7 separate regions of the Homo sapiens genome follow, and regions 2, 3, 4, 5, 6 and 7 are each linked to region 1. Evidence: chromatin loops called from intact Hi-C (ENCODE). Cell type or tissue: endothelial cell of umbilical vein. All regions are shown on one strand. Region 1 overlaps STARD4-AS1 (STARD4 antisense RNA 1). Region 2 overlaps STARD4-AS1 (STARD4 antisense RNA 1). Region 3 overlaps LOC105379122 (a long non-coding RNA gene). Region 4 overlaps STARD4-AS1 (STARD4 antisense RNA 1). Region 5 overlaps NREP-AS1 (NREP antisense RNA 1). Region 6 overlaps NREP (neuronal regeneration related protein). Region 7 has its middle 17 kb from the start of EPB41L4A-AS1.

The links. Hi-C counts contacts between places; a loop is a spot of excess contacts. Peaks named below come from ENCODE experiments on the same cell type or tissue, not always from the same donor. Only the 100,000 strongest peaks of a DNase experiment are listed, where the experiment ranks them.
Region 2: a loop joins it to region 1, with 9 times the contacts of the local background. A loop is called at or near these places in 33 of 110 quality-filtered maps.
Region 3: a loop joins it to region 1, with 4 times the contacts of the local background. A loop is called at or near these places in 21 of 110 quality-filtered maps.
Region 4: a loop joins it to region 1, with 12 times the contacts of the local background. A loop is called at or near these places in 31 of 110 quality-filtered maps.
Region 5: a loop joins it to region 1, with 6 times the contacts of the local background. A loop is called at or near these places in 3 of 110 quality-filtered maps.
Region 6: it touches region 1 in a loop (2.9-fold over the local background); 52 of 110 quality-filtered maps call a loop at or near these places.
Region 7: a loop joins it to region 1, with 8 times the contacts of the local background. A loop is called at or near these places in 99 of 110 quality-filtered maps.

The regions. Positions count from the first base shown.
Region 1 is chr5:111,548,735-111,552,734 of GRCh38, reverse strand. The region is part of intron 1 of STARD4-AS1 (STARD4 antisense RNA 1); the gene reads right to left. Among named protein-coding and RNA genes, the nearest start is that of STARD4, 38 kb to the right of the region's middle. RefSeq lists an enhancer at 2,223-2,302. In endothelial cell of umbilical vein, a CTCF peak has its summit at 2,023 (motif pointing left); DNase peaks (open chromatin) are centred at 584, 794, 1,394 and 1,854; H3K27ac peaks cover 2,054 bases.
Region 2 is chr5:111,679,302-111,683,301 of GRCh38, reverse strand. The region is part of intron 2 of STARD4-AS1 (STARD4 antisense RNA 1); the gene reads right to left. Among named protein-coding and RNA genes, the nearest start is that of NREP, 76 kb to the left of the region's middle. In endothelial cell of umbilical vein, no CTCF peak of the experiment used is centred here; a DNase peak (open chromatin) is centred at 2,271; H3K27ac peaks cover 2,266 bases.
Region 3 is chr5:111,839,492-111,843,491 of GRCh38, reverse strand. It overlaps LOC105379122 (a long non-coding RNA gene), which reads right to left. Exons shown (of 3, transcript XR_007058900.1): 2 at 2,083-2,115. It also overlaps a transcript of NREP not described here. Among named protein-coding and RNA genes, the nearest start is that of NREP-AS1, 71 kb to the left of the region's middle. In endothelial cell of umbilical vein, no CTCF peak of the experiment used is centred here; no DNase peak of the experiment used is centred here.
Region 4 is chr5:111,696,955-111,700,954 of GRCh38, reverse strand. The region is part of intron 2 of STARD4-AS1 (STARD4 antisense RNA 1); the gene reads right to left. Among named protein-coding and RNA genes, the nearest start is that of NREP, 58 kb to the left of the region's middle. In endothelial cell of umbilical vein, a CTCF peak has its summit at 2,381; DNase peaks (open chromatin) are centred at 2,444, 2,764 and 3,544; H3K27ac peaks cover 707 bases.
Region 5 is chr5:111,937,014-111,941,013 of GRCh38, reverse strand. It overlaps NREP-AS1 (NREP antisense RNA 1), which reads right to left. Exons shown (of 4, transcript NR_046678.1): 2 at 880-977. It also overlaps a transcript of NREP not described here. Among named protein-coding and RNA genes, the nearest start is that of NREP-AS1, 27 kb to the right of the region's middle. In endothelial cell of umbilical vein, no CTCF peak of the experiment used is centred here; no DNase peak of the experiment used is centred here; H3K27me3 peaks cover 144 bases.
Region 6 is chr5:111,746,446-111,750,445 of GRCh38, reverse strand. The region is part of intron 2 of NREP (neuronal regeneration related protein); the gene reads left to right. Among named protein-coding and RNA genes, the nearest start is that of NREP, 8.7 kb to the left of the region's middle. In endothelial cell of umbilical vein, no CTCF peak of the experiment used is centred here; a DNase peak (open chromatin) is centred at 2,015; H3K27ac peaks cover 1,835 bases.
Region 7 is chr5:112,141,917-112,145,916 of GRCh38, reverse strand. It overlaps a transcript of EPB41L4A not described here. Among named protein-coding and RNA genes, the nearest start is that of EPB41L4A-AS1, 17 kb to the left of the region's middle. In endothelial cell of umbilical vein, no CTCF peak of the experiment used is centred here; DNase peaks (open chromatin) are centred at 1,996 and 3,016.

The DNA of each region.
Region 1 (4,000 bases):
TGTATGTGTCTCCTCACCAAGGCTGAAAGAAAAGGTCTGACAGGGAACAGCTTTTAACAATCTACTCTATCAAAGGCAGTACAGATGGTTGTTTTTGCTTTTAGCTTAACTGAATGTCAAATGAAAAAAAAAAAAGGCTTCTTCTCATACATATATCCAACACATAGAAAGAGGTTGAATTGGGGCTTGCACTCAAGTGCACATACATTACTGGGCAAACGTAATGCATGCTTAAGGGTGCGTGCACCCGTGTGCATTCCTGTATTTTAGGTGTGCCCTCTACTTTTTCCCTTCTCTGCCTGAAGCTGGAAATTTCATAGCAACTCAGCCTCTGCCAGTATGGGCTTGAGACCACAAAGAACGAGATTCTTTCCTGTTTTCCCATTGCAAAGCCTAAATGCCATTGTAAATGATTTTTCCTGGCGGGATGTATTAATACAAAAAGACAGGCTAAGTTCACTGTACCCATTAGCCTTGCTAACCCTTGTGGCTGAGGGCAATGATACAGAGTCAAATAATGTGAAGGGAGCTGCTGGAAACAGGCAGCAGTTGGATGACTCCAGGAAAACAAAGGTAATATGTCTGCATCCAGCACAGAGGCTCTCACGTGCCAGAGATGGAAATGAAGCTGTGAAAACAGAAAGTAGGCATGCACATCTCTGGAGGCTAAGGAAAAAAGGAGACAGAGAGGCAGACAGACCATGAATTAAGTGAGCTTGGGAATGCAGAGAAGACAATGGGAAAACTAGTGAAAGCTCAAAGAACAATTTGTATGCAGAGGAGTAGGAGCACGGCAAAGAAGAAATTCAACTCCTTAAGGATCTGTGTTTCGATCCACACTGTCCTTAGCCTAGCCTGAAACCCCTGCTTGGGAAAAAGTTTTGTCGTTTGAAAAATGCCCTTTTAAAATGACTTAGGCATAATTTCCTTCTCTTAGTCACTTCCTTCCTTCGCTTTGATACAACAGTCGCTTAAAGAAAAACCAGGGGAGAAAAGGTGGTGGAAATGCGTACAATTGGAAACAATTGCTATTGTCCTAGACATGTTCAATCTAGCAGAGACTGACAGGTGCTCTGCTGCTCAGAGGATGCAGTTAGATATGCTGTCATAAAATTAACACCTGGGGAACTAAGGTTTTGTGGGAGCAGCATGAAACATATATAATTTGGGACTCTAAGAAAAACAATACAGAATTACAATATGAAATTGTGAGAACATTCTTAGAGAGTTGGAAAGAGCCTAGGGAAGTAAGGGCCTTATCAGTTAATATCCATTATTTATCACATGTTACCATGACAACACCTGCAGGGAGCGGGGAGCACCTTTCCAATAAGGGGCCTTTAGTCAAAGAAAAATACAGGTCCATTTGTTTTTTCAAGACACAGCCTGCTCTTAAAACACCCACAATGTTGTCTGCTCATTAGACTAAATTCTGCATCCTGTACTGCTAATAGCACTTCCTGAGGAAATGGGTGGGAATTCCAAGATAGTATCACTAAGAAACTAAGTGACTTTAATTTCTAAGGGACTTTAGTTTCTAGGCATATTTCTAAGGGATGCCTAAATGACTGTATTATTTCACCTAAAATAATATACAATCTCTTGGTCTTGCAGCAGATCTGATGTTGATGTGTATGGTGTGAAATGAAAGAAGACAAAAGGTTCACCTTGAATCTTTCTAGAGGCCAAAGACAGCAGCTCATTGCTTACTTGTTAAGTACGAACTTAATGAGTACTGTTACAAATAGTGGGAGGCTCCCACAGAATATGACTTAGGAGAAAATAGAGCACTGCTGCTATAAGAGGAGTCTTTTGTTTGTGAAATCACAAGAACACCTGTGATTCAGCTCCCCAGGAACTTCAGTGGGCCAGTGTCCATTACTTTCATCATCAGGGATGTTTTCGTGTTGGGGCCTCTCTCTGAAGGTCCTGGTTTACCCCGAGGGAGCTTAGTGAGTCAGGCGCACAGGATGTGAATGGATGAGCCAGGACTTTCTTCTACCAGGGCGCCCTCTTGTGGGGATCTTATTAATTATCTTGCAAGGAAAGGGACCTTATACCCGGTTGCCTTCACAAGGCACAATTGTGAAGATTCACTTGTCCTATAAAGCCTCAGTCATCAGGCTTCAAATAGATATGCTCTCTCCTCTCTTCTCACTGTGGTTGAACTGGTCTACTTCTCTGTTTTCTTGTGACCAAGGTATGGGCAGCAACATGCCGCATGAAGAGTGCCCTCCTTCTGGTAAGAAGGCACATCACCAGTGACTTGCCCTTGTCCTTCTGTAGCTGTGTGCTTCTAAGCACAGGTAACCTAAAGTTCTCTGTCAGGCAAAATGAGTGTCCTGAGCATACTGCTTGCACCCTACTTGGGCATTCTTCCAAATCTTCCTAAATGTGCAAGACCCAGGCTACCATGCAGTAGTAGCACGATCATAGGTCACTGTAACCTTCAACTCCTGGGCTCAAGCAGTCCTCCTGCCCTAGCCTCCTGAGTAGCCAGAACTGCAGGCACACACCACCATATCCAGCTAATTTTTTTGTAGAGACAAAGTCTTACTATGTAGCACAGGCTGGTCTCAAACTCTGGGCCTCAAGGAATCCTCCTGCCTCAGCCTCCCAAGGCGCTGAGATTACAAGTGTGAGCCACCATACCTGGCTTATGCTTCTTAATTTTCTCCAAATCTTAATCACCCTTTAAGTCTCAACCTGAAAGTCTGGGTACGGTTGCTCTCATCCTCCAAGCAAGAAGTTGATAGATCTCTTTGATGTTTTTTCAGTCTTCTTTTTTGTTTTTTTTGAGATGAAGTCTTGCTCTTGTCCCCTAGGCTGGAGTGCGATGGTGCTATCTCGGCTTACTGCAACCTCTGCCTCCCGGGTTCAAGCGATTCTTCTGCCTCAGCCCCCGAGTAGCTGGGATTATAGGCGCCTGCCACCATGCCTGGCTAGGTTTTGTATTTTTAGTAGAGACGGGGTTTTATCATGTTGGCCAGGCTGGTCTTGAACTCCTGACCTCAGGTGATCCACCCACCTCGGCCTCCCAAAGTACTGGGATTACAGGCGTGAGCCACCGCTCCCGGCCTCTCAGTCTTCTTTTTACTTATCAAAACCTCCCAACAGACCAGGCTTACCAAGGAGAGAAATTGTGTTTGTTTCTGACTATGTTGCTCCGGGTTATGATCCGAGTGCCGGCCTGTTATCTGTCACATAACAGGTGCTAAATAGGCATTGGATGACAAATGACCAGACTCCATTCACTCACATTGCACACGCTCTTCTTAACTGCTAATGCATACACATTTGGTGCAATTCCTTGGCAGTGCTGCACGGCTAACAACTTATTTACAGAGTAAACAACTACCCACACCTCCTGTGTGTCAAACACAGAACTCCCTGGAGTGGAAAAGCAATCGACAAAGAAGATAAAGAGAAGTAGGGTCATAACCAGGAAAAAATGGTGTCTACAATGCCAAAGGAGGAGAGAAATGATCAGATAAAGGTGGCAGATTGCCACCTGCTGAGAGGGCAAAATTCTTAAGGGATTTGCCACTTATGTGGCCATTGTTAGAAACACTATCATGAGCAATTTCAGTTAAGTGCTGAAAATGACTGGCTCTGTGGTCAGAGACATAAACAGTACTATTTTTAATCACTCTTCAAGGTTTCCATGAAGAGTAAGGAAGGAGTATTAGAGGCTGGCACTTTGTGTCCACTACAAGAATGGTCTCTAAGCAGGTGTTAGATTTTATTAAATTGCAATCTTCATGTGGCTCCAGTGACAGGCTCTGATTTGGATGGCCTTCCAGTTGTGACCAATGGAGCTTCACATCCCCCCAAATCACTGGGCCTCCTTTAAACACGTCTCATTTAGCCTCTTTGGCTTCTTATCAGGCTCAAGAAACAATCTAAGATTGCAAGCGAGTGCACTCTGGAGAAGGATAATTGCTGTGAATGACTAAAGAAGGCCTCTCAGCATTAGTGTTATCATGAGCTTGAAAACCTG
Region 2 (4,000 bases), 130 kb before region 1:
TTTTTTTTTTTTTTTTTTTTGGAGCTTTTTAGTTCAGACGAAAAAGAGAGTTATGGTCTCTAACTTCCTGTCTATGGCCAGCTCTGCCATGGATGGCACTATGCCCTCTTAAATTCCCATTCTCTCCATCCACTCACATGTTGCTGAACAGCTTTGCCAGGATTTCATACAGGGAAGCCTTTATGCCATACATACAGCCTTTTCAGATGTCACCTCGAAATCATCTTCATCAGCCTTGAATACTTGGATCCCTAGAGGGGTTCCTGGCACCCTAAACAGCAGAGGCCCTGTGTGTGAGCTTGAGGCATGAAGCCACAGAGGCAACGGTACCCTCTGGTTGAAATGGGTTTTCAATAACCCATTTCAGCAGCTCGTGTGTCACTGAGCTGCTGCTTCTCCGCTCCTTTCAGTGAAGGGAAACTTCAAAATATTTGGGGCATACAGGATTCATGATGCATGTTGAACAGAGGGATTCATGCATCATTTAGAGTTTTCCTGTGCTTAAGGAGACATATGGCGGTCGTGTTTTCTAATGTAAATATCAGAACCCTTGGCTACATTTGTCGAAGCACAAGGACAGAATATTTGAAATCAAAATGATCTTAGAAAAGCCTGTGTATATGGTAAGCACATCTCTCAGGAGTTTCCAGACCAGCAATCTTTCTTTGCTTCGGGATCCCCTTGGAATTCAGTTCTCTCTGCTCTTTTTCCCAAAACACTCTCAGTTTTTCTGGTCTCTCTTCAGTGTTTGATGTTGATAGAGGTTATTTCTTTACTGAATTATTTGCCTATCACCCAGGCCACAGGCAAAAACATCAAAATATGACCATCCTTCCTGCCCCCGGGAACGTCACTAGCTGAAAACCTTGTGTGGTTCCTAAACATCAATGTGGCTGAAGTGCCATCTAACTCTAGAATCAGCTGTCTGCCCCTCACTCAGTGCTGACTCTCTACTTCCACCCCAAACTTATTTCTGCTCCGTAATGGTAATAGCAATGACGACAATGATAACCGAAATTTAGCCAGGGCTTCCTAAATCTCGGGGCCTTATTACTCATTTATATTCCCACATAGCTTCCTTTAACCCCCACCTGGGAATTTTGAGAGCTTCCCTGAGGATAACATTTAAAAGTTAAAATGAAACCTTGTTTTAATATTAAAAGCAATACTTAGAATTATATCAGACTACTAACATCAGAAAATACAGATAGCCAAAATGAAAGAAAGTGATAAAAGCACCCATGGCACAATCCCAAAGATCACAAGACAGCCTGGGTGTTCTTGGAAATTCTGCTGTTTAACAGGATTTAAACAACAACAAGCGCAGCGTTATGAGGCAGGATCTTGCACCCCAGCAAAGGTCCAAGGGAAGTGGGACTTTCGTTCCTCCAGGACAGAGTTGTGAGGAGGGGCCTTCCCATGCAGGGTGAGTTAGAGGTACCGGTCAGCCTTCCACTGCCCGGCCTTGCTCACTAAAAGCTAACATCGTAGCCCTTTGCCTCAGCCCTCCATCCCCTGCACTCTTCCCTGCCCCCCATAAATACCTGGGAAGTTGGGGAGAAGGGGTGGCTCCCAAATAGCTACTTAAGAGGGATCTAGGTTTGGCAGACACATGCAGCCCTGGTTGCTGGGGGACATGTCTGGAAACCACATTCACATAGAAAGCATACTGCTTTTATTTAGAGAGTATGTTTAAATAAACATACACAGCAGATGTTGGAGGCTGATGGAGACTGTAGTGGGGCAAAAATCCTCCTAAGAAAACCCTTGACATTGGACTGTGGTTGACCCCACCAAGGAGAGAAACTTCGTATCAGATTATGCCCCAATAGAGTGCCCCTGCCTAGAAAGAAAAGGCAGCCTCGGGTGGGCAGGGTGTTGGAGACAGAAGGGACAAAAAAAGGGGCCCATGACAATGGCTCTAGGTTATCCATTTGCCTGGGTCTGATTCCCTCAGGACCCAGGCTGCAGCAAACAGCTTGCTTTCTTTATCCTTATTGAATTAGAAGGAAGTCAAGGAAGCCTGCATGATTGTAAGTCAGGGAAATGTGAGCGACTTTCAAAAGCTTGCAACATCAAACTTTCCCATTGGAATAGAGCCAAGCCAGGGCAGATGTGTCAAAGTCTGCTTTTGGCTCCCTTGCTTGCTCACTCCAGGAAGGGGGAGGATGAAAGGAGAGACGGGAGAACAGGAAGGTGTACATATAGTCAGTAATGCTGCATTTGGTCCTAGGAAGGGAGAAGTACAGGTCAAAGGGGTCCCACTTATTGGCCATCACAGTCTGTGAAAACAAAAAGCAAAAACTGAAAAGCAAACAGCTCTCTGCACAGGAATAAAAGAGGAGGGAGGAGGACTTAATGGAAAGTCAGGGCTGCCTAGAGGCATAACAAATAATCACAGGCCGGAAAAGTACAGTGGAGGGGAAAAGGAGGGCTAGGCAGATTCCTCGGCAGGGCTTCGGGCTATTTTCTTTGGCATCGTATCAATTATGTTACTGTGGCCTCTTTGAATTTGGTCATCTAATGCTCTAAATAAATACACTGTCCACATTTTTACAGTCTTGGAGTGGGGAGAACCTTCTAAGTCTAACAGGAGGCCCAGAGTCCATGAAGGAAAGGTTGACAGTTTGGAATGATTAAAAAGTCAAAACTTCTTTTTGGCAAAAACCAGTTCACAAGAACAAATTTAAAAGCCAAATGAGGACTGTGGGAAAATATTTGCAACACAGATAAAAGACAAAGAGTTAACATCCATTATAGCTAAAATATTCCAATAAAACAACATCAAAAGACCAAAATCAGAAGGAGGGAGACTAAAATGAACAAATAAGAAGAGGCATTTTAGAGAGAAAATTACAATTGGTCAATAAATATTTGAAAAATGCTCAAACTGACAATTACATAATCCATAATACACAAAGGTTATTTTTTATTAAATTGGCAAAATTTATAAAATTTTGATGACATATAGTGTTTTTAAGCGGATAAGGAGGTAAACCCCTTCAAATTCTGTTAATGTGTAATTTCTGTCATGTGTAAATTCGTATGACATTTTTGAAAGACCGTTTGGCAGAATTTTTCAAATTTAAAATAAAGACATTCTACAACCCAGAAGTACCACTTACAGAATTTATTTTAGAAAAGTACTGGGTCTACTGGGAAAGGGACATGTGTGAGTGTGTGTGTGTGTGTGTGTGTCTGTATGTGTATATTGTAACACTGTTATAAGTGCAAAAAATGGGAGACAATGCAAATACCATCAATAGGAAAATGGATCAATAATTCATGTAACATCCATACCAAGGAATAGAACAAAATGACCAAAAAAAATGAGATGTATCTACATGCACTGATGTGGTGCTATGTTAAATGAATAAAAAGCTGTAACATCCCTTGGGGCTCTGCGGTTGCTGGCATCTCCAAGTTTTTGGGCACTGCCACATCCCGCCTTGTCCAGACGCCAGTGCCCAAGGAGGAAGCCTGTCACTGCACACCGGGACCAGCCACAGGCTAAGCGCAGAGCATGGTGGGCACAGGATCTGGGCCAGTAGTGTGAGCTGAGAGCAGCCTGCGAGTGAGCCCAGTGGGCCTGAGTGAAGTCCGGGCAGAGGCACTGATGGCCACCGAGATTTCTGGCTGGCTAAGTGGCACCAAAAGGAGTGTCACATAGGTACATATAGCATATATATGCATATAGGTAAGCATGTATTGCATATCCTTTTTACAACAATTAAGACAAATATCTATATATGTACACTTGTATCTACACTGAGGAAAGTATACACAAAGAAAACATACACACACACACACACTCAAACTGTTTAAAGTGGTTAAACGTAACGGGATGAGGCAAATGACTAACCAAAAATCATTTTTCATTTGTTACATTTCTTTCTTGTTTGAATTTGTTATAGCATTTATCACTCTTACAGTTAAAAAGCACAATAAAAAGATGTAAACCGACATGCATACATTCATATTACTCTCCTACTGTAAGCAG
Region 3 (4,000 bases), 290 kb before region 1:
AGTGAGCTACAAGAGAACACATATAGACAACTACACAAAATCAGGAAAACAAATAATTTAAACAAATAAATACAAACCATTAAAAAGAACCCAACAGTAATTCAGGAGCTAAAAAATGCAATGACCCAAGTGAAAACTTCCATATAGAGCTTAAATACTTCCACAGTAAACTTAATCAAGCAGAAGAAGGAAGCAATCAGCAAGCTTGAAGAAAGGACATTTAAAATAACCCAGAGGAACAAAAAGAACAAAAAATTTTAAAAAGTGAAGAAAACTTATGGGACTTTTAGGACACTATCAACAAAACCAATATATGTGTTATGAAAGTCCTAAAAGGAGCAGAGAGAAATAAAGGGGAAGAAAGTCATTTTAAAGAAATAACAGAAACTTCCCAAATCTGCAGTGGGAAATGAACATCTAGGTTCATGGATCCCAAATAATCAAAAATAGATTAAACATAAAAAAGATCTTCACCACGACACATTGTAATCAAACTTTTTTGCCAAAGACAGAGAATTTTAGCGAGAGAAAAGCAACTTGTCGCACAAAATGGAACCTCTAAAAAACTATCCGTGGATTTCTTAGCCAGGAAGAGTGGAATAATATATCGTAAGTACTAAAAGAGGAAAACTCAATCAGGAATATCTCACCCAACAAACTTGTTCTTCAGCAATGAAGGAGTGAGAGATAACGACTTTCTCAGAAAAGCAAAAGTTGTGGGAGTTCATTACCATTGAACTTGCCTAACAAGAAATGCTAAAGGGAATTCTTCAAGTTGAAATGAAAGGGCACTATTAACAACTTGAACTGTATGGAAATATATAATGTAAAAATATAGTCAAATTTAAAACACTCTAATATTGTAATGATAGTATACACATTACCTTTATAGCATAAAAATTAAAAGGCAAAAATGGTAAAAATAACAAATAATTTGTTAATGTATGCACAATATAAAATATGTGAATTGTGACAGCAATAACATAAAATGTCGGGGCAGAAGAAGTTGAAATGTAGAGTTCTGGGATGTGGTAGAAGTTAGGTCTTTATCAATTTAAAATAGAATGTTATAACTCTAAAATATTTATATAAATCCCATGGTAAGCACACAGAACTTGGTGCTAGTTTCTCCTTAACTAAACTCACAATATTCTGCTACCCTTGAAAATCCTCTGGAAGGAATGTAGTTACAAACTACATTGTCTCTAGCATAGCAAATCATATTTCAGGGGAAAATATATCCATGCTCCAAATTTATTATTGAAATTGAGGCTCTAGAAGTTTGGAGAGTGGAGATATCACAGACTTTTTCCAGCCAACAATTACTGTAAAGAGTCTAGGTGTTGGTAGGTGCATCAAGGAGTCACATCTTATACAAAGATATGGCTCTAAACTCAGTGTAGATGTTGGGAATCATGTCAGAATGAAATGAGATAATACATAGAGGTCTACAAGAAAGTATAGCACTCAACAGCAATGTTTCATAACAAAAATACAATCACACCAGAGTTTTCCATCCAGTAGGCCCATAGATATCTCAGGGTAAATCACAGAATGCTGACCAGAGAGGCTTGTCACCAAATGCATCTTGGACTCTAGCCTTCCAATCTATAAGATTCAAAAAGCATGAAACATTAGCAGTAAGCAAAAGCTGAAATGTTAACTCTAACCCAAAATTTTCTTATCTCTACTCTGCTTATTGACCAGAAGAGGGGTCTCTAAACCTATTCGAAATCACTGAGTCCTCTGAAACTCTAAGGCCTCCCACTAAGAAAAAATACAGGCCCGTACTTATATAAACAAACCCCTACATATAATTCAAGGGTGTGCCCTAAGGAGGAGGGAACCCCAGGTTTACGAACACCCCTACCACCAGAATTTAAGGCTTTTTAAAAAAATTAAGTCCCTGTCTACCCTTCTAGTCTCATCTGTAGACATTATGTCTTCCACTACAACCGTATCACAGTGTATCAGACCATCTTTTGTGCCTGGCCTTATATCCTATTGGTCTACCTTTTAGTCCAGCTACTGCTATAGAGACCAGCTTTCTAAAGGTATAACTTAACAATACTTCAGCTGTACCTCTTATCTCTTGATTTCTGTCCGGGGACATTCCTGAAAGGATGGAAAGAATGCTGTTGAGAACTTTCTTGACATGTACAAACCTGAAAGTACAAAGTAGTTAACAATTCATGGGGCAACCCTTGACCAGTGGAGGAAAGGAGCTGATGGATAAATATTCCCATGTTCTAGCTTTCAGGGGCACAATTCTGAGGCATGTTTTATATAGTTCTTCAGAGAGTCTGAGCAGAATTGTGCTCCAGATACCCAGTAGGACCCTACTTGATAATGCACCCTTGTATTGGTTCTTCCCTATCCTTGTTTCACTCTTCCAAAACTCCTGTACTTATTCTCTGGGATCATGTTAATAAATCGCATGCATGCAATCCCTTTTCTAAGACTATACCTTCAGAAGAAACAAACTTAAGCACACAGATCTACACAAAACAACTGTAGTTCCACCTGTATGCCTTTCCTGCTGCTCCTCCTTGAAGCTGAAATACCCTTCTCCTTTTATATTAGGCAAATCTCTTTCTCTTTCACACCCTTGCGCAAATATCTTCTGAACCACAGGTCATAAACTGGATTTGCCTCTAGACCTATTTTGTTTGGTTCATAGTTTTTCCTGTCAACATCTTTACTATTCCTATTTGCTTACATGTTTATCTCCTTGACTTGTGGAGTTAAGGAAAAAGATTGTGTCTGATTCATCTTAGTATTTATAGTAGCAGTTTATAAGTATTTAATAAAATATTGTTGACCAGTAAGTGGATATGAGACAGCTTTCTAAAGAGTGACTGACTTAAGCTAATCTAACCTGTGCCTCTTATAGGTTGCATGACCTTGGGGATGTCACTTAAACATTCAGTCTCAGACTCAATTGAGAATGCACTGGACTGCAGGTAACAGAAAACTTAACTACAGTCTCTAATGAGAGTTTGTTTATTCTCTCCTGTAACAAAGTCCAGAAGCAAACTGCTGAGCCAATATTTCTGATTCTTTTGGTCTTTCCTTCCTGGTCGCATAATGGCTATGGTAGCTGTAGTCCTTAAATTTACATACAAGGCAAGAAAAAGAATGAAGAAGAGAGACAGCTGTGTTGGTTCTTTTAATTAAGAAAGCAAACAAAACAAATAACCACCACCAAAAAAATCCCGAGCATACAAAGACTTCTCAGAAATACTAGCCGATCTCTTTTTTTTTGAGTCATGAGCCTGAACCGTGTTATATACCCCTAACAGCAGAGCTATGACATATATGTGTGGGAGTGTGTGTGTGTATAAATTATATGAGACATGCATATAATAATGATTTATACTTACGTCATTATACCTAAATCGCTAAATAACTTATGTCATTATACTTAAATCACTAAACAATGATTTGTGAAAACAAATACTAAATTGAGGAAAAGCACATTTCTCTCTGAAACACGATCAGGATGTTGTTAGCAATTTGGATGCGTTGATGGGATGAATGGATGTCAGGTGTCTTCCAAGTGTCTGCCACACTCCTACTCTGTAAAATGGAGTTAATAGTAACTAACCTACCAGTTCTACAGAGTCTCATGAGGTTCAAATAAGATAAATATATGTGAAAGGGCTTTGTAAAAAATACTATGCAGATTAATACATTGTGCATATAATTTATCCAACACTAAAATCATTATAGGTACATAAATATTTATTAAGACTTTATATTATTATAACAACTTTTGCTCCTACTTCTGACAAAGGGCCTTAAGTAATATTATATATTGAACTAACGTGGTTGTTCTTCTTTTGGAATGTATAGGACTATCCCCATAGCAATAACGGTAACCATAACAGAAAGGTCACCAACACTTCATTATAATTTAATGACAGGAAAGGAAAGAAAAATACGTCATTTTAGTTGTACAGGAGAATTTTGGTAAGAACATACTGTAACCTGACCAGGA
Region 4 (4,000 bases), 150 kb before region 1:
GTAACTGGGAAAATAAGTTCAAATGTTTTAAGAAGGTGAAACCATTCCCAAATCACATAGCCAAGAGATAACCTCTTTATTTTCCAAATCTCTCTGCTTATATATATAACACATTATACGTATCTCATGATTTTGATTTCAAAAGTCCAGTTCTTTTAGATATACTGCATGCAACTTACTTTTTTTTTAACTGAACAACATATTGTGAACATTTTTTCATGCCAGTTTATGCATCTCTCGCTTGTTTTGAATGTCTGCTTAGTATTCTGGGTTTTTTTCACTATACCACAATTTAATGAACTAGTACCATATTGAGAGACTTTTAAGTAATTTCCACTCACTCATTATTATAGACAATTCTGCAATGAAAATAATTGCATAAATTATCTTTGTGACCATGTGTAGGCATTGCAGTAGCGAGGCAAGGAAATGGTTTCTCCTCTAGAGCCTCCAGAAGTAAAATTGTAAGGAAAAAGAATAGGCAAAATTAAAGTTTTCAAACCTTTTACCAAACTACCCCCACAAAGATTGTACTAATTTATACAACCACTAAAAGCAAATTTGAGGGCTCCAGTATATTTTAAGCTTCCTATGTATAGGTGCATTGTGCTAAGCCATTGCAGATGGCATGATGCCATATCATGAGTACCTACGCCATATGGAGCTACACCCTGGCCCTGCAGAGTTCACAGGGCCACGTGTGCAGCCCAACCGCTCCGGAGCACAATTCAGTCAGCTACTGCAAGGAAAGCAAACATTTCTTTGGCTTGGCTTTCAAATCAATGAAGCCCTTCTTTGCAGTGGAGCCGAAGTCTGGGGCTCTGACTCAGAGCCACTGGACCCATTTACAAGTTATGGGTGAAATAGCAAGCCTGAAATCTCAGAAAGCTGATGTTTCTAAGATGGAAGGGATGGAGAGGGTTGTGGTTTACTTAAGCCGACCATAAACTTAAGTTCTACTCCTAATTTCATTGTTGAATCATTGAACTCCTAATTTTCATTGTTGAGGAGGAACAAAAAAGAAGTGTAGCTTTATTGGCTTTCAAACTTCAAATACTTTTAAATACACACACATAGTCACCTACACACAAACATACACATATACACATATATATCCCCCAACAAACATACACATATACACACACATACTCACCCACAAACATATACATACACATACAGAGCATATAAAGTACATTTATTCATTCATTAATTCCCATTCACCCAACACTCACTAAGCTGCTATATGCCAGGCATCATACTAGATAAACAGAGAAGGAGGAACTGGTGGGGAACAAGGCTTGTGGCCAAACTGATGCTGTGAATCCATCTCTAGTGGCCACTAAGTGTGTTAATTATTCAGAACCACTTTTCTCTACAGAGTAGAAATTTTTCTTGAGAGGGTGAAGGGCGTGACTGTTGAGCAATGCCTGGGAAAAAGAATGTGGGTCCTGGAGTTTCAAGCATAATTGGGTGAAGAAGTGGGAGGGGCACTCTGTATGCAAGGAGACAAATGCACAGCAACAAGAAAGAACAAGTTAAGGAACAACTGTGGAGAAAGCAAGCAGGGAGGTTTAGGGCAGGCTAAGGAGCATCTCTAATATGGGGCCATGGTGTTTGAACCTTTGTAGGGAAAACACTGAAGGAGTTTGAGGAGGCCAGCAACATCATGTGTCATCTGTATTCCTTTGTTCTCTGAAGAATGAATGTGCAAAGCTACCAAGTGCCATTTAGCTGCTCCAGGGGCTGGCTGGTAAAGAACATGGACAATTCCTGATACAGAAAGACAGGCGTACCCTCGGGCTTTTTGGATGCATAGCTCATGTGTTTAGACCTGTTATTTTGGCATGCAGAAAGCTGACCTGCATGGTTTTGAGTCTAGGGTGGCATAATGGGATGGACAGAATGGTGAAGAAGTACTTGAGGACCATACAGTATACTGTAATGAACACTGAACTGGAAGTCAGGGGACTTGAGTTCTACATACAACTTCCCAGCAATGAGCTATATACCATGCAAACTTAAGCAAATTAATACCATGTGTCTCTGGGACTCAGTTTTCCCACCTGTGAAATAAGGGTGTGAGGTGGACCATGTTTGGCAAGGGTGGGATATGCAGTTCAACTGTGCTGATGACACCTGAAGCATTTTCACTGTGACTCTAGGCCTGGAAACCCTGGGTTTCTGGGCTGACAACGATGCTTATAACAGGCAACATTGTACAGCTCAAGTTTCTCTTCACCCACTCCTCACTAAGTGATCACATGCCTTAGTTTCTTTCTTTGCAAACAACAAGTCACTGAGCAAACCTTACTGGCTATTTGGTCCAACAGCACAAGCCAGGAGTTCAGAGCCAGGACTAATGAATACCACTGCTGAGTTGCCAGATGGGAGGCAGGGGGCACTGTCGGATGGATGGTGTTCTTGAGAACATGGTTCTTTGCTGAAGACTGAGTGGAAGAAAGCAGAAAGGGAGACCACAGAAAGAGGAGAATACAGCAAAGTATGTTTGATCACCTATGCAGAGACACAGTAAATTGAGAAGCAAATAGCTTTAAATAAGCAGCTAAGTTTCTCACAGATTATAAGAAAAACTGGGCTTCAAAAAATTACCGAGTATTCCCCAAAAATTCACGTTTATGATCAACATTAATCTTCAGATTTCAAGGACTGACCATATGAGTCATCCATTAAGCAAGGATTTCTGAAGCAGCCCTGGGCTAAGGGCTCTTCTAGCTGTAGAAATTGGAAATCAAGATTTCACAGGCAACCCAGGGTCAATGTTGAGAGTTCAGTTTGTGTATTTTGTTGGAAAATATTCGAATACCAGGCTTTCTTCCTGAGACTGGATGTGGGGCAGGGAATTTGGCAAGATTTAGAGTTAATTCAAGTTCAGACACTGGCAGGAGAGCGACTTTGACACAGGAAAACCTTTTTGACGGCTAAATATACAGACAACACTGCCTTTCTTCCCTGAAAAACTTTGATGGTTGTGCCTCATTGAAGCCTTCCAGGGAGATTTAACAGAACAATTTCTTGTGGTTCTGTCTAGCTTTTATGATTTGATGAGTTAAATAGGTCTCCCTAGATGTCATCCTCAACCAAGGAGACTAAAGGAGAGCCCAGGGTAATGCCAGGTCATGTTACAGTATAAGAATAAAAGCCACGGGAGACAACTTGGTAGAAAAATCATCATTTTTTAAACTTTGTTTTTTGCTGTTTTGATGCAAGAGAATCAGTGAATTAGAGAAATAAGCCTGGGCCAACTAAGCCTATTACTACAGGGCCTTTGGCTATTACTTGCTGACAGATTGCTTCTGACTCAAAAATTCAGAAATTGCTCACTATTAACTGCATACTTGATGCTTATGCCAATAATATTCTTTGTTCCAGAAAGTAAAATTCGGAAAACTCTGAGGGGACTTTGAAGTAAACTGTGAAGCAAGTGGCATATCAGCATCCTGGATGCTTTGTGTAATTTTCTCTGTCACCATTAACAAGAAGAATGAAGTACTGGCAACCTGCCAGAGAAATGTTCAGTGACGGTTTGAGCGCTTCGCCTTGAGTGCGTTTGAATGAAGTATTGGATGCCTCCAGAGGTATTTGGGAAGTGAGTGTAGGAAGCAGATTTGCCTGCAGCACAACTTGTCATCTCTTAACTGTGCTCCTACATGCTGGGCCTAGAGGCAGGAGCTTCCTTCCTTTCCCGATTTTACCCTTGCAGTCCTTTCCATCCTCCCACTCCTGTGACCTTTAATGTAGGTCTCTCTATTAAAATCTTCTAGAGAAATAGCATCTAGAAGACAGCCTAGGGTTTCTAGAAAGACAGTCAGTTAAAGATGATGCCACGCTTTGCAGAGGGTTAGGGAGAGTATCAGAGTAAGGAGGAAAGAGGCTGTTACCCTGACATCGACGTCCATCATGTCGTTGTGTTTTTCAACACTTTAGGGCTGAAATATGAATGCATTTTAACATCTGTATGAACACCTGTTACGGGCTGAAT
Region 5 (4,000 bases), 390 kb before region 1:
AAATGTGTTTTATAAAACATAAATGTACTTTGTGGATTTTACTGAAGACTTATTGAAGACATTATATGACATATCCATACCCAGAAATCTCGACCTTGCCCTATGTGCCTCTCCCTTTGGCTGATTTTTAATCTGTATCCTTTCACTGTACTATAACCAAAAGTATAATGGTTTTATTGTGTCCTCTGAGTCCTTCTAGTGAATTTTGGGGCATGAGTGTGGTCTCAGGGACCCTCAAACTTGCAGTGAGTACCAGAAGTGAGAGTGGCCTTGGGCAACTCCAAACTTGCATTAGGTTTCAGAAGTGAGGGTGGACCTGGGTACTCCTAATGTTTGCATGAGGTCACCTGCCTCTCTTCTCTGTCTTCAGAGTCGGGGCCCATCCCTATAATTGTGACTCCCCTCCACTAGGACAGAGTAGTTGGGTGATGAGTGGTGTGTGGTAGAGAAAGGCATGCCTACTTTAGCTCTTCTCTCCAACGTTTTTGCCAGTTGGAAGGGATGGGAGATATGTGTCTACTGAATTCTCTTTCTGTGGACCTGGAACATGGCAGACAGACAGACACTTTGATCTCCTTGCCAGTACGACTTCATGTCTGCTGTAGTTTGGAGTAGCAGAGAGAAGGCAACAACTTCCTGGTTGTCTTCTGAACTGTACTTTGATAATCAGTAGGTAGAAAAGAGAGGGAACAGTATTTCAAGAACTGTTTTTGTTTTATCTTTTATCCCTATCCTTAAACTATATTTTGTTTTTGGTATTTCGTAGTCTTTTTTCAGGTAAGGTATATTAGGCATCTTTATTTATCACAAAAGGCTATCACAGTGTTTCCCTTTATGTAAGGAGTAAATTGAAGGAATAGTTTTGTTTTGACAACTTACTGTGCTATTCTTGTAGAGTGGCTAGCAGTGGTAATTTTTCTTTGAATGCAGTAATTCAGATTGGGATGTACACTTGATTCTTCTTCTTCACTGTAAATCTGTAAAGTTTCCATGAACGCCAAGTTAATTGAACATTGAATGATTACTCCCACAGGAAATAAAGAGTCAGATTCCTATAAGCCTGTGATAACAGTATTTTTGTCAGCTGATCAAAACATAACCTTGTCTTATATGTGTTTCTTTTTAAAGATAACGTATTTAATATGTATCATTGATTCATTAACTTTGGACTCATGGCCAACAGCATGGATGAAGCTTATCCATTTTCTCCATAAGGCACATAGCAGCCCTCTTGTGCTCAGGAACACTAGATAGAGTTTCTGTATTACACTTGGGGACCATTTTAAACAGCAAAATCACCAACAAAAAGCACAAAAATTCAAATAACGTGGTACTAAATAGATCATGAAAAGGACACTTGTTTACGGTAAGAGCTGAAACAAAGAGGTAGAATATTGCCTTGTTTGACCTCAGCTGTGCACTTGCACGTGCGGCAACTCGAATTTTTTTTTGCCACACTGTGCTAATGACCACTAATGATCACAGACATGCTGCAAATACTGATTTCAGGGTTACAAATAAATTTAAGTGAGTAGGCAACTTCCCAAATATGGAATCCACAAATAATGAGGATTTCCCAGACTGTAATGTCTGGGAAAAAATGCTGATTGCTCTAAAGTATCTTTAAAAGGGAAATTGATGCTTTGGTTATGATGTCCTGGCTCTGCCAGAAATGATAGCTCCTTGTATTTTTCCTACTCCATCATTCCAGAGGAGACAGGATCAGAATCTCTGCCCCTTGAGCCTACTTTTTGCATCAGATGTTTGCTGTGAGAAGTAATGAGTCTTGTAAAGGAATGTGGTTCATTTGCTAGGAGGTGTTCCATGCTGGAAGATGTGAGGCTCCATGGACTGTTTGTCAGGAATAAAAGTAGTCGTAGGGAGAGGGTAGAAAAAGGAAGGAAGACCAAGAGCAAGGGGGACGGTAATTTCTAGGCATGATTAACAGCAACAAAAAATCTATCTGTGAGTCTATCCTAGATAGATTATGAGTAAGATACTAAGTAAGATCAGAGTCTCTCCAGTAATCGATGGACTGATCCAGGTTGCTTTTCCAGCTACTACAAGCCATAATGGCAGGGTTACATTCTTTTCATCCAGTAAGAAAACTACTTTATGTTTGTTACAAAGTAGTCATTATCTATCTTAATTGCTTGTCAAAAGGTTTTGAGAGTGTTGTTAGAGTTCATGGGTGATCTCTGAGCTGCTGACTGCAGTATACTAAGCTGTTGATCAAGAACAATAATGGTAGCTAGTATTCACCAGCTTTTTATGCCCTAAGTTCTGTTCCCAGTACTTTACACGTACGAAGGCATTTAAAGTTTACAATAGGCCTTTGAGGTTGGAAATGATATTATCCCCAACATGATATTATCCCCGGCATAGGTTCGGTAACTTGTTCTAGAGGTCACACATACAGTAAGTGACCGATCTGAAATGCAAACTAGGCCATGTCATCTGCCTACAGAGTCCATACTCTGATACCATCAGCCATTACACCATACTGATTTTTCTCAAGGAGAAAATGAATCTTGAAATTTTAGTTTAAGTTTCACTTGCCTGGATGCAAAGATTGATTTTAAATTGAGGAGCATACTCTTATCATGAAATAAAATAAAAATAGGATGCAATTGTTGACAATAAATCTGGGTAGTTTTGGCTTATAAAATGTTTATCTAAATTGTGTTCAGTAATTTGGTGATCCATCTGATGACTTTATTAAATAGATAGGATAACTGGAAAAGGAAAGTAAGAATCAGCCTTTGTATAACAGAAACAAACTATGAGTGAGGGAATGGAGCTCCCAGAGAGGAGTGCAGCAGGGGGCAGAAGTCCAGTGCCCTGGGTGAGCATGGCCAGGAAGAGTGTGTTACTATGAGAACTCATAGACCAAAGCTGGAGTCACTGGTAATCTTAGAAGGACTGGATGGACACAGGGCCAGAGGAAACCCTGAGGGAAAGCTGAGCCAGAATGGAGTCAAGGCAGAGAGGCAGACACTGAGGTTAGATTACAAGAGCAAGACAGAGCAGGCAGAAATGGGTGCAAACGTCAGCACAAGGAGAATTTGGAGAGGACTAAGAAGTCAAGAGCAGGCATAAGTTGGAGGTCAGCTTTGGCCAACCTAACTTTGAATCAGGTGACCAGGTAAATTGGAGTCATGGACTGTTGGGTCCAGTACCCTGTGAGATTATGTGGGTGACAGGCTGCTGCCCACTCAAATGCTGAGTTACCTGGTGGGACAGGAAGAGGGAAGGATCTGGTACAAGAATGAGAAGTAGAGAAGCCTGGAAAAGTACCCTTTAAAGGAGTTCAAAGGAGTTGGGGACTTGGGGCAGATTTTTCCTTTGGGGAAAATAGATGGGTCCTTTCTACCTGAAGGTTCTATTTTGTAATTGACATGGTTGTTTTATACTTTAACCAGGATTGTGTCTCTTCAAACTTTGTTGCACTATCAGAAGGGAGGATGTTAATGCTCCTTTTCTCTGTATGCAGTTAGATAGCTGCAAGTTCAGGGAAGAGAGGAGGTAAGTGTTGAGAGCTGTATATAGAAAATTAGTATTTGAAAAATACAACGGGAATAATCTTTACTTCATACTTGGAAAGAGACCATTAAAAAGCATTCAAAAGTCTTGAACAATTCAAGTTTGATTTGTCCATTTAGTGAATCATGCTTGAATACTACGTGCAGGATTCTGCTAATCTTGGAAGTTATTCCAGTGAGAAAGACAGTTATGACCCCTGGACTCTAGGGTGTTACACTTATCTGCTACACTTTCTCAGTAAAGTCCAGTTTTTGCTTTTGGCATCATTTAAAACTGAAAACCTCAGAATGTACTGAAGTTTAACTGTTAAGCTCTTCTCTGATTATGTTGTGAATTATTTGTTAGGTAAGATCCCTCTCCTCTGAAGGTGAAAGGTGCTGTTCTCCTGAAGGGAGTGGCCATTCCTATTGTCAATTGTAAAGAAATTAATCCCAGGGCAGGAAATGAAGTCAGGGAG
Region 6 (4,000 bases), 200 kb before region 1:
TTTCAAAATCCTCAATACAGTGTTCCAGGGCGCCATTAACGATTGGAGTTGGCACAAAATTTGAAACTAGAAGTGGACTATTTGCTCCTTGAGAGTAAGTACTATGCTTTTATTAAGCTTTTTATTTCTAGGACTTAGGACCAGTCCTTATATTGAGTGAGTGAAGACTTAAGAATATTTGGGTAGATTTAGATGAGAGAGAGGAGTATTCCAGATAAAAGGAGTGCATTAGAGAGTTAGGCTTGCAAGAGTAAGCATAGTACCTTTTTACTATCATAGGGGAGATCTTCCTCCTTGTTTAGGACCTCTGTGCTGTCAAGGACAGACCTCAAAAACTAGACCTAGAAGTCAAGGACTTGATGTGCTAAGCAATAGGAAGCCCCTGAGCAGGCATCTTAGAGATGGCCCAGGGCTCTCACTCAGGTTACCAACCTGTCTCAGGTTCTTTGCCTTTTGATTGTGCTTAACAGGAAAGAACACACACACTCACTCACTTACACTTTCTGGTTAAAGGTACAGCTTACTTTATTGCTCCCTCTCACTCCCCTTAGGCTGGGGTGGAATGGTGGAGAGAAGAAAGGTCTCTAGCTAGAAGGAACTGGGAAGGGAAAAGGGAGCATGCTTATCCTTTTCTTGAGAAACTGGCAGCACTTTCATTGGCAGATCCCAGCAGGTTCAGCAGTGTCTGCTTGGCCAGAGAGTATGTTGCTGCCTTGCAAGCTCCCCGATAGAAAGATCATGCTTCCCTCCTGTGAGGCTGACTGGGTGCTGGCATGTGCTAATCAGTTGCACCCCCATGTACCTAGCTGCTTTTCTCTTTCCATTTCTTCCCGATTAACCATACTTATTGAAAATGTAAGCCAACGCTTATGTCATCACAATAAAATTGTTTACAATTTGAGGCCTACATGCTGTTACTAATGTAGTCAGTAGTGTGGTGACCAACCAAAGAGAATCTCCTCACATGATAGACGAAAATCGAGTAAAGCCAAGTCCAAGAGGGATTTTTTTTTTTTCCTGCAATCTCTTATAAATAGCACAGAATGTTACCTTGGAATGCATCAGCTGCAAGATTTTCAACATGAAATGATGTGACTAGCTCTTTTAACCCCTTTAGATGAGGTGGTACTTGTCTGTAAATCTCTCAGTAAAAGTGACATAGGTAAGCATTGCTCCTTGAATTCTTTATGCCTTCTCCACCTCATACCTTCAAGTAATTTTTTTTCACCTGCTATGTTTAGAACTTCCAAAGTTTTATTTCTGCGGCTTGACAGATAAGCCAGGAACTATATGAATTAATCCTTTATTTCTAGCCATAGTGGATTGTATTTTCTTAGAGGGAGCAGGCTACTTCTTATTCTCAACTGCCCCAGGATTCCCTCTTTCTGTGCCTTTGCTTATCTTGATTCTAGAAGGAATACACCTCCTGACAAAATAAAGCCATTCTTCAAGACTGAATTTGAATGGCAACTCCTCTATGAAACACCATAGTACATTCAGCAGGAATCTTCTTATGTTCCTCTGTATACTTATCACATGTTTAACTTTCTTCTTGCGGCTGGCTTATTTCTGCATGTTTTTCTACCCTCCGAGGTTGTATACTTGATAGAAGAATATTGACCACTTAGTAACTGAGCAACACCTTTCCCTTTTTGGTAGCAGTTGAGGCTGTGATGCCTTTTTTTTCCATTTCCTCTACCAGTGGGATGGTGAATTCAGATGTAGAAAAGTTTCATTACTGAGAGAGAACTTTCAGTAATGAAATTGTAGAGAAATTGGTGTTCTCTTTCTACAAAGTGGTTTGGTGTTCTCTTTCTACAAAGTGAAAGGAAACTCTAACCTTCACTGACATTTCCTAATGAGACCTTGGAATAGATCCCACACCATGAACCAGTCTAATCTGTGCTCCCATACCTAACTAGGATCTGGCACATCCTCAGTGATCAACAACTGTCTGCGGAATAAATGAATGAGTCAGTGGTCATGGATACATGACAATCTGTTATTTCTGGGCAGGACCAGGTTGCCCACTTTGGTATCATACAATGAGTCATGGCCGGACACTGCACTGCTGTGATAGCTTGGTTATAAGTCAGGCATTCCGGGAAATGAAATGAACAGGCACTGATGAACAATTTACTACTGAAAAGAGGCTTTCAGTGAACATTTTAGAAGGCTCAAATGTTTGGGAAGTAAGGGGGAAGAGTTAAGTGAGATCTAAGCACACTACAAAAATGACTCCTAAAATTCTGTGTTCCATTCTTTTGCACTCCTTTGGGCAGAAGAGGTCCTGAGAATCCAGAAAGCTAGGTTGGTATGGTCTGATAAAAAAGGAATATCACTTTAGGGTAGTGGCACACATCTTATCCACAACACTGGCTGTGGGGCGCCACTATGCGTGAGGGTATTAATGGTGCTTTTCCAGCGGGCAGCACAGTTTGTCTCAATAGTCTGACTGAGGCAGTCATGACAGTAGACCAAATCTGCCCTGGTTTCACAGGGTAATGAAATCTTTTAAAGTGAAATTGTTGCCCATTATGACCTTAGAATGGTTTCTAATCTAAGCTTTTTGCCTTGAAAGTGTTATGATAATCTAGCTAGAGATATTTTTAAATCCCTGATTTTAGACTGCTTGGTTCAGTGTTCCTCCTTATTTTCATGGAGCAAAATATAAATATAACTTATATTCAAGAAGGAGAAGGAGTAAATAACATAAGAGAACGTGGCATGAAAGGAAGGTCTGTCTGCCCCTTTTCACTGAAATTTGGGAACCAGAGCCATTGATTGAAAAGGAAGGGGGAGTAGCCAAGTAGTTGTTGCCAATAAAAATGCCAAGCCAAAGACTCACCAATAGGTAATTAAAACAACAGGGAGACTCATAATGTGCACAGAAGTTTTGCTGTGGCTGCCAGCTCCAGCTCTTCTCTCCCCCATCCCAGCTCTTACTCAGATCACCATCACACACCATGTCCTTTGATTACTGGAGCAGGTAACAGCCTTCCTGCTGAATTGAGTTTGATACATTTCCAGCAGGGAAAAGTACTACAGTCCAGTGGCTGAACAAGGAGAAATCTACAAAAGTTGTTTTGTTTAAAACGGGTCCAGGCATCCTGAGGACGCTTTCATTGGATAAAGTTGGTGTCTGATATATAACTTATTCTTGGACAGGAAAGAGTAGAAATTAGGAGAAGATACTGCTTCTTTGCCAGCCAACTTTCAGACTATCAAGGGAAAACTAGTCAGTATTTATATGGATAAAACTTATTGACTAAGGTGCTTATAAACATGACCCAAGTAAGGGTTTGATATTAACTATTTCCTCCACGAAGTACTGTTTCATGCCTCCCACTCAGTCATCCTAGTGAAAGCCACCCAGAAGGCTCATTGGGACCATGATGTCAAAGTCTGTTCTTGTGCTCATTTGCCAGACATTGTTGAGTGTCAGTAGATGAGTGCGCCATGTGGGTTAGGCAGCACATGGTTGAACACTTAACCTAGTGCCTTCTGCATCAGAGGAACTCAGTTAATAGTAGCTTAAAGAATGAATGCTGTGCAGGGAATGTACCCACCGTTTAAAAGCATGCAATATCGGAATTTCAGTTGTGTTGTTAACAGAATTAGAATTTGAATAGATAAATCATATGAACTAGCCCACCCCTTTCCTGAGTAGACTTCCGGGGATTTGGTGGCTTAGTTTGAAAAAATCTTTTTGTAAAAGTATTTTCTTTGCTACTTTGATATTTCCAGCCCAAACTAATGGGACTTACTCTTTGATAAGATGCTAATTGTATAGGATTAAAAACTGCCTATGAAATATTCAATACCTGCAGAATGTACTTAGTAAATATGTCTTTATTGACTGGGTAATTGAGATTATATACCTAGCCAATTTAGTTAATATAGGATCAAAAATTCTGTCCATATCTCTGAGCCCTTATCTTCACAATTTTAGTCCTTTATTAATTGGATTTAACTTTTCCAAAGCCTGGATGCTGTGGAC
Region 7 (4,000 bases), 590 kb before region 1:
ATACACTTCTGGATGAAGTGATATTGGGGCTGGGATGTAAGTGTAATTATGTATATTGATAATTGTCTCAATAGCTATTTAATAGATTGATATCAAATGGAGGAATGTGTCTAGGGTTGTTCTTGGCCTTTTTCTTTAATTCTTTTTACAGTGATTTGGTTGAGGATGTTGTATGCACGTTTATCAAATTTGGGATGATGTGAAATTAAATAGAATAAATTAAATGGTCAAATCAAGATCCTAAGTCTTAGGCTGGTTAAACTTGGTAGTATAGCAAGAATTGTTTTAAAGAGACTACATGTAAAGGCCACTACATGTGTCCTAAAGTCAATAGCATGTATACAGGATAAGTAGCTGTGACAAATCTGAAGAAGACAGGAAATGTAGTTGGCAGTGAAGATAGTATAAATCAGTTGTGTACAATGGCTGTCAGCAGAGTTAACTTATTTTTATTTATTTATTTTGATTCATAAAAATACAAAATCTCCATCTCAAATAGCATTCATTTAGCAGTTTCTTCAGTATCTCTGTCATTGACAAGTCAGCACTTCAAGTAAGATCTCTAAAATGGTGGTGCAGAAGAGATTTTACATAAAATCTCCGTTATCAAATTAAGATGAACCACACTTTATATAACCTCACTCTGTTGCCCAGGCTGGAGTGCAGCAATGTGATCTTGGCTCACTGCAACCTCCACCTCCCAGGTTCAAGTGATTCTCCCACCTCAGCCTCCCAAGTAGCTGGGATTACAGGTTTGTGCCACCACGCCTGGCTAATTTTTGTATTTTTAGTAGGGACAGGGTTTCGCCATGTTGGCCAGGCTGGTCTCAAACTCCTGACCTCAAGTGATACGCCCACCTCGGCCTCCCAAAGTGCCGGGATTACAAGCATGAGTCACCACCACGCACAGCCAGAATTAACTTACTTTTTTTAAACAAAGTTAATGTTAACTTAGGTTTCATTGATTAAAAAGTGTGGCATGGCAAAGGAGTGAGGGGATCCCCTCCCTCTTCTCCTGCAGGCTGGACTACCCTCTTTTCAATTCTAGGTGCTATAACCTCAAGTGGGGCATGGGCACAAGATTACATATTCATACATGTGACATTTATGTCACACATTCAACTATAACAGCAGTAGCAACAATTGCAACACCCATGGCCCCAATGTCTATCACCTGGGATGTCATTGCTACTTTCACCCAATTTAGATATAAATGACCTCTAGGTTTTCTTCTATCTCTACAATCCTACGATCCAGCTCACAAAAGATATCATCTTTGAGGATTAGGTGTAAATTCAGCCATGGCCAGTAAAGCCTCTAAAATCTCTGTATCCAACCAAGACCAGGCGCGGTGGCTCATACTTGTAATCCCATCAGTTTAAGAAGTTGAGGCTGGCAGATTGCTTGGGCCCAGGAGTTCAAGACCAGCCTGGGCAACTTGGCAAAACTCATCTCTACAAAAAATTAGCTGAGTGTGGTGGCACACACCTGTAGTCCCAGCTACTTGGGAAACTGAGGTGGGAGGATCATCTAAGCCCTGGGAGGTCAAGGTTGCAGTGAGCCGTGATTGCACCACTGTACTCCAGTCTGGACAACAGGGTGAGACACTGTCTCAAAATAAATAAAATAAAATCTCAGTGTCTAGAACACCAAAAGCTCTATGAGAGTGCAATAAGAATATTTGTATGTTGGTAAAAGAATGGGAAGTTAAGTATAATAAAATGCTTTTCCTTAAAAGTACATATCTATTGGGTTGATTTCCCTCATATTCCCAGGGCTGCTCCATATCAGGGTGGTTAAAATAATTTTAAGGAATGATTATAGGGAGAAAAGTAGGCACAGAGCCCTGAATTCTGTTTCTGAAGGCAGTTTATTTTCTGCCTTAGTGGACTATAGGCTTCAAGTCCAAAGATCCAGTCCAGTGATAATAAGGGGTGAATTGGAGGGTGGCCATAGCATAATTTATTATTCCAGGCTTCTGGTAGTATTGTCTTTGGCAACTGAGCACATTTCCCCCTTCTTTTCTATGTCTTCAGTGCAGACTCTGCTTTCTCCCTGTTTATACAGGGTCAGCACATGAAGTGATGTGGACAGAGAGCCCCACCTCCTTGGCTGCTGTGGTTGGTTCAGGTATTAACACGTGACTCAAGCTGGGCCAATTGGAGCCCTTGTCTGGGACTTTTCTATATTGGAGTCAATAGGGAAAATTGCTGTTGCTTCTATGTTCCTGGCACTAGAAGAATAGCTGAGGATGGCTGACTTTATCTCTTGTAGAGAAAGCCTGTCTGCAATAGTAAGAATGAGGCCAACACAAAGAGAGACAGGGAAGATAGGGGAGAAATGGTGATATTGAGGTCTGGATCTCAGTCTGTCTGACATCAGTGCTAATGAACCACTCCTTTTAAAATTTAAGTTGATTTGTATTTGTCATTTATATCCTGACTAATACAGCCTTCAGAAAGAAATATTAGAAAAAGCACTGTCATGAACTATTACTTCATTAACATAAAAACAGATCATTTTGGTATGATGATAATAAAAGTAGCAACAATCCATTAAGAATCTACTATATGTTAGGCACTGCAGTAAGTGCATTACATATTTTTTTCATTTAATCTTCACAACAACCTATGTAGTACCTGTATCAGTTTGCTATAACTGTATGACTAACTGCCCTGAAACTGAGTGGCTTGAAACAATAATTTGTTTAACTCACAAGTCTTTGTCTTGGTTGGGTAACTGTGGTCTGGACCAGGCTCAGGTGATCATAAATGGGCTTGCTAACGAGTCTGCGGTAAGTTGGCAGATTTCTAGGACTTACTAGTCTAGGGTGGCCTCATTCATAGGTGTAGAGTTTGGTCACCTGGGCACACAAGAGTGGATATTGCCTCTCCAGCAGGCTAACCCTAGCTAGTTTCAAGCAGGTGCCAAATGAGTGAGTGGAGGCATGTGAATCCTCTCATGGCTCACTCTTGGCACTGGCACGCAACTACTTCTGAAGCATTTTCTTGGCCCAGTTTCAAGGAATGAGGAAATAGTCTCTATTCTTAATGAGAGGAACTGAAAAGTCAAGGAGAGTGGATATAGAAAGGCATGGAAACAATGGGAACACAACTATTCTATTATGAAAGGTATTATGTGCATACACTTCAAAAGTTAAGAAACTTACTCAAGGTCATAAAGCTAGAAAGCAGCAGAGACAGGATTTGGGCCTTAATCTTCTGACCGAAAATCTCATTCTCTTTCAACACTTCTTTCTAATATTGCTGATTGATCTGTGCAGTCCAGATGTCACAGTGTAATTAGTTTCTAAAATAAATCTGTTCTTAGATTACTTTTGAATGACTTCTAAGTTATTATAAAAAAGTTCTTTGTTGTAATAAAGGTATTAACTTTCCATGAGTATATTCTTGACCCACACCCATAAGCATTTTTGCTCATATTTGTATCCACAATAAAATGAAGTTCATATTTTCATCTTGTAGCACAGTATCATTTGAATTACCAGATGCTATTTTAGAAGACTAGCTAAAATAACTTGCAGTACCTAGGAAGTTCTTAAATGGTGCTTACAGGAACTTGACTTCAGACAAATGGGAAGCCAGAAGATGGTGAATGAAAGGATCTATACACTAAAAAGAAAGCTGTCGACAGACAGAAGAAAGAGAGCTGCAGGACAGTGGAACTCCATCCCGTGGGATTCGAAGGAGAGGAGTAGTGGTAAGTGGCTATTATTTAAGTTGAGGAGTCTTAGAACCTAGTGTATAAGGCTCTGTGCATATCCCAGAGCCAGCCTTCTCCAAAGAAACTCAAAAGGGTAAAATATGGGGAAGAGAGACAAGGCACAGAGAGTCTGGTATTGCTCCTTAAGCAAATGCCCCACATTGTGCTTCTACAAAAATAATTCGGCTCAAATCCTCCTTTCATGTCTCACTTGGAAGTCTGAGTGTTACATTTATTCTTCTAGAATAGTTCTCACGGTGTTGTTGGGGGAGGAGGG